2 separate regions of the Homo sapiens genome follow, and region 1 is linked to region 2. Evidence: read pairs that join two places in POLR2A ChIA-PET (ENCODE). Cell type or tissue: Panc1. All regions are shown on one strand. Region 1 overlaps PDE6A (phosphodiesterase 6A). Region 2 overlaps PDE6A (phosphodiesterase 6A).

The links. Peaks named below come from ENCODE experiments on the same cell type or tissue, not always from the same donor. Only the 100,000 strongest peaks of a DNase experiment are listed, where the experiment ranks them.
Region 1: POLR2A ChIA-PET joins it to region 2 with 5 read pairs; 5 of 35 experiments call an interaction of 5 or more read pairs at or near these places.

Annotation. Positions count from the first base shown.
Region 1 is chr5:149,867,779-149,870,278 of GRCh38, forward strand. PDE6A (phosphodiesterase 6A) reads right to left here. Exons shown (of 22, transcript NM_000440.3): 18 at 317-380; 19 at 1-21. Among named protein-coding and RNA genes, the nearest start is that of PDE6A, 76 kb to the right of the region's middle. In Panc1, no CTCF peak of the experiment used is centred here; no DNase peak of the experiment used is centred here.
Region 2 is chr5:149,934,046-149,936,545 of GRCh38, forward strand. It overlaps PDE6A (phosphodiesterase 6A), which reads right to left. Exons shown (of 22, transcript NM_000440.3): 2 at 521-673. Among named protein-coding and RNA genes, the nearest start is that of PDE6A, 9.5 kb to the right of the region's middle. In Panc1, no CTCF peak of the experiment used is centred here; no DNase peak of the experiment used is centred here; H3K27ac peaks cover 2,500 bases.

The DNA of each region.
Region 1 (2,500 bases), 66 kb before region 2:
AGCAGCCACCAGCAGAGCTACCTGCAACAGACAGACCCTCACACACGCAGAGTCAGAGCCCCAGCCCAATCCCCTACCCCTGCTCCCACCCCACTTGCAATTCCAAATCAACAAAAAGGATAAACCCATCCCTGCCCTGCCACCCTCACTTTTGCTGTCATCACTGGAGAGACGTAAAATGATTCCCATGTCTTGGTAGAGGAGGATGGGACACAGGTGAGCTGGTTCTGGAGCTGGGCTGAGAGAGTCCAAGCCTCATGACCTGATGCCCCCAGTACTGGGATGCCCCTCCTCTTGGGTCAGCAGGAGTTCATACCTGGCTCTGCACCTCCCAGGGTTTGGTGATGGCTGAGAGATCACAGGCGGTCATCATCATGGCCCTGGGCACACAGGACACCCTCTATCAGTCCAGGGCCATTTAAGACTTCATGTACTGGTTAATTCCATCTCTCTCACCTTTCTCCACCCCCACTAGTAGGTGACTTTGTCTCATTGTGAGGAAAGGGCTCACCCCCATTGCATCCAGGGGTTGGGCTTTGAAATCAAACAGGGTTAGATCCTGCCTCTGTCAGTGATCAGAGGTTGGACACTGGGCAACTACACCAACCTCTCTGAGCCTCCATTTCCCTGTCTGTAATGATAATCGTACCTTACTCACAAAACAGGTATAAGATTAAATGAGATTGTGGTTGGAGAAATCTAAGTATAGTGTCTGAACATGGTATATGCATAAGGAACATGTACTGGGTTTTCTTCTGTATCAAGCACTGTTCCAGGGACTGTACAAACATCAATTTCATTTAAATCTCATCACATCTTCAGAGTCCCTTTGCTCTTTTCTACTGTAGAGAAGTGTTTCTCAACTTTTTTTCTCATCATTGTTCCCTGCCCCAACTGCCAACGAGCCTTTTTAGATACTTTTTCAGTAATTGCCCCACGATGAGCTTTTAATACCACAGATATGCTGTCCATCTGTTTGGAGAACCACAGGCCATTGTAATAGCTAAGATTTGCTCTCCTACCTCAAGAATCACTTTTTGCTCCATTGGAGGCAATATACTCCATTTTTCTATCAGTCAGTTAGCTTTTCTGATTTAGGAGTTTTGTTTAATACTAATAGATTTCTTTCTCTTCTAGGCCATTTCCTCACCTGGCAGAAACTCTCACCCAAAAAATTTAAAAGGTAAAAAAAAGAAAAAAGAAAACATATGGTGTAAAGAGAACTGTGAACAGCTGTAGCAAAGAGGCCTTGCATTAAGGCTTGGAAAGGGCCAGGTGCCGTGGCTCACGCCAGTAATCCCAGCCCTTTGGGAGGCTGAGGTGGGCGGATCACTTGCAGTCTGGAGTTCAAGACCAGCCTGGCCAACTTGGTGAAACCCTGTCTCTACTAAAAATACAAAAATTAGCTGGGCATGATGGCATGCACCTGTGATCCCAGCTACGCGGGAGGCTGAGGCAGGAGAATCGCTTGAACTCGGGAGGCGGAGGTTGCAGGGAGCTGAGATCACACCACTGCACTCTAGCCTGGGCGACAGATCGAGACTCCATATCAAAAAAAAAAAAAAAAAAAGGAGTGGAAGGGTGCAGGTAAAGAAAGTAGGTAGAAAGAGTTCAAAGGTAAACTCTTAAGGGAGTGTCCCACTCATAGAAAGGCAAGGCAGGTATTATTACATAGGTGGGTACAACAGAAAATAGAAAGGGAGGGGACACGGACAAAGAACTGGAGCAAGAGGAGGGAGCAAGGGGGGTGGATTTGAGAAAACATTTTAGAGCAGGTAATCCTGGTAATCCAGGGCCATGTGGCATGGGCCCTAAATTCCATGCCAGGGAGTGCAGACTGTATCTAGCAAGCAGTGGGGAACGGTTGAAGGTTAAAGGCCCAATTGTGACCTCTTCAGAGCTGTGCTGCAGGAAGGCAGCTGGCAGGACTAGTAGGATGGAGAAGGAAGAAAAGAGCAGGATGGAGGGGGATGGGGTGCTGCAGTAATTCAGCAGGAGGGCAGGAGAGCTGGTCTGCAGCAACGGCTGGCTGCGGCGGGGTGAGACCAATGGGCAGGAACTGGGGAGAGGGAGGAGTGAGAGAAGGCTGGGGCTCTGAACCTAACTTGCTGCTTGGATAATTTTACAATTAATCAGCTGTGTGGGGCATATTTTCTATAAGCCAGTCTGTGAGGCTGTAAGAGTTACTCATGGAATATTAACAAGTTTAAATAAAATCTTTAATTATGGGCCTGGCACAGTGGCTCACACCTGTAATCTTGGCACTTTGGGAGGCTGAGGAAGGAGGATCACTTGAGGCCAGGAGTTCAAGATTAACCTGCGCAAAATAGTGAGACCCTGTCCCTATGAAAAATACACAGATTAGCCAGGCGTGGTGGCATGTGCCCGTAGTCCCAGCATTTTGGGAGGCTGAGGTGAGGGGATCGCTTGAACCCAGGAGTTTGAGGCCACAGTGAGCTATGATCATGCCACTGCATATTTTAAATTATGTAAACCCTCA
Region 2 (2,500 bases):
GCAGGTGAGAAGAAGAAATCCATCCTCTGGCTACTTTTACCATCAGCAAATATCTGAATATTTTCAAAGCTTCATCAGAGACAATTTGGGCAGATGGATCCTAGAATGCAGACTCATAAGATGTTGCATGAGCATAAAACTCACCGAATGTAGAATGTTGATGTTGATGGGAGTGTATTCATGAAAAATAGCTACTATTTATTAATAAGTTCCCTATGAGGTTGATACTGAAAAATTATCAACATTTTACAAATAAGAAAACCAAAGTTCAAAGAAGTTAAATAACTTGCAAAAGGCAAACAGCTATTGGCGGAGCCAGAACAATTATCCCTCTATTCCTGACTCCAAAGCCCAATGTCTTAACTATTATTTTATCCTGCCTCCCTCAGAGAACATCAGGTGAATTCCCTGTCTTACAGATGGGAAAACTGAGGCCAGGTCAAACAGCAAAGTTCAGGGGACTTCATAGGCTGGGAGAATGTGCTAGCATGGCTATCCTTAGTCTCTAAAGCATTCTTACCTCTTCATCTCTCTTGGTGAAGTGGGATCCATCCACTTTATTCACAGCCATGATTATGGCCACCACATCCTTCCCATTCATTATGGGGGAAGCCAAGATGTTCTTGGTCTTGTACTCTGTGAGGATGTCCACAAAGTCACAGAAATGCTCATCCTAAAGGAAGGCAGAGATAAGCACGGACAGGCAAATGAAGAGCAAGAACAGTGGAACGGCCCAAAGCCCCTGTTGACAAGGGAATAAAGGTGCTTCCATCTATTCCTCTTCAACAGGGGCAGGGAAATCAGAGATGACATCTGTCATGGAAGCTTCCAAAATCCAGTAGAAGAAGAAAGTCTGAGATGAAATCCACTGAGGGCTGTGGAGGAGAGGTGTGCAAAGCAGTGTGGGTTCCAGGGATGGGAGTGGGGGACTGACTTTGCCTGGAGAAGGAGGGTTAGAGAAGGCTTTCTTGAGGTGATGACAATTAAGCCCAGAATAAAAACCCAGGGTACAGCTAAGAGGAAGCCGGGTAAAGACTTTAGGAAGTACAACGACAGTTGCTAGCAGGCAGCGTGCATGGCATTTTACCTGCGTTATCTTACTTTTATCTTCGCAATAAGCTATGAGATAAGTACCATCAGTAGCCCATCTTACAGAAGGGGGATCTGTAACTCAAGAAGGTTAATGTCATGTGTGTAGATTGTGTAGACTGTGTGTGTGAGTGTGTGTGTGTGTGTGTATGTGTAACTCCAGAGCCTGCCTTCAGCTCTGCTGCCTCTTAGAGAAGCCTGGATAAGGTTAGACTTGGGTCTAGGTCATTGAACAAAAGAATTTGTTATTTTCAGCTTTTTAAACAATCCAGTTCTAGCACCACACAACCAGTTCAGTAGATATCCCCATTCTACGAATCTTAGTAGAAACCCCACTATGTGTCAGGCCTTATGTTAAGCACGGGGGATATGGGTGACCAAGGTTCAGGCCAGCTCAAAGAAAAATCAATAATAGTAATGTAGGTCACAAGGGATTGGCTTGAAGCTCTGAGTGTATAGAGGAGCACACACCTCCATAAACCTCCCCTAATGCAGCCCAGAGAAGCCATTATAGGCTGTGGTGGACCATGCGGTCAGGATGAAAAGACAGAGCTTGAATTGTTCTCTTAAATTTACAAGAATCCTCCTTTCTGTTTATTGGTAGCACTGTGAGGTTTTTGGACTGTCAGCATTGCTTGGGAGGCGGGCCAGCCCAAACATGCTCAGCTCACGCCGTTCTGAGTGGAAATGTACTTCATAGAGCCAATTCACAGAACTTTTCTAAAACTAAGTCTGGGCCAGGCGTGGTGGTTTACGTCTATAATCCCAGCACTTTGGAAGGCCAAGGTGGGAGTATTGCTTGCGTTCAGTAGTCCAAGACCAGCCTGGGCAACATAGCAATATCTTGTATCTACTAAAACTCAAAAAAAATTAGCCAGGTGTGGTGACATGTGCCTGTAGTTCCAGCTACTCAGGAAGCTGAGGCAGGAGGATTGCTTGAGCCCAGGAGTTGGAGGCTGCAGTGAGCTATGATTGTACCATTGCACTTTACCCTGGGTGACAGAGCAAGACCCTGTCTCTAAAAAAGGAAGGAAGGAAGGAAGGAAGGAAGGAAGGAAGGAAGGAAGGAATTCAGAGCATAATGCTCTGCATCTATAGATTTCTTCTAGTTGGAATGGGATTAAATAAATAGTCAACAGCATTATTATCAGTGAAGCTGTTTAAAACCAGGTGAAGGGTAAAGGAATTAAGAGAAGCTTGTAGTGCTGTACTTGAATTAACATTTGAGGATTAAGCAAAATCTCTAAAAAGGCATTAGTCAAGAAGTGGTATCTGTGTCATTTTCTAAGCTACTGATGAGTTCCTGAGCACGTGTCTAGGTGGAGTATGCTCAGATTCATTTCATGAAGTCATTTCAGTTTCCCAATGTTCACTTCTTTCAGGAAAAGCAAATATTTGGGCCTCACCTGCA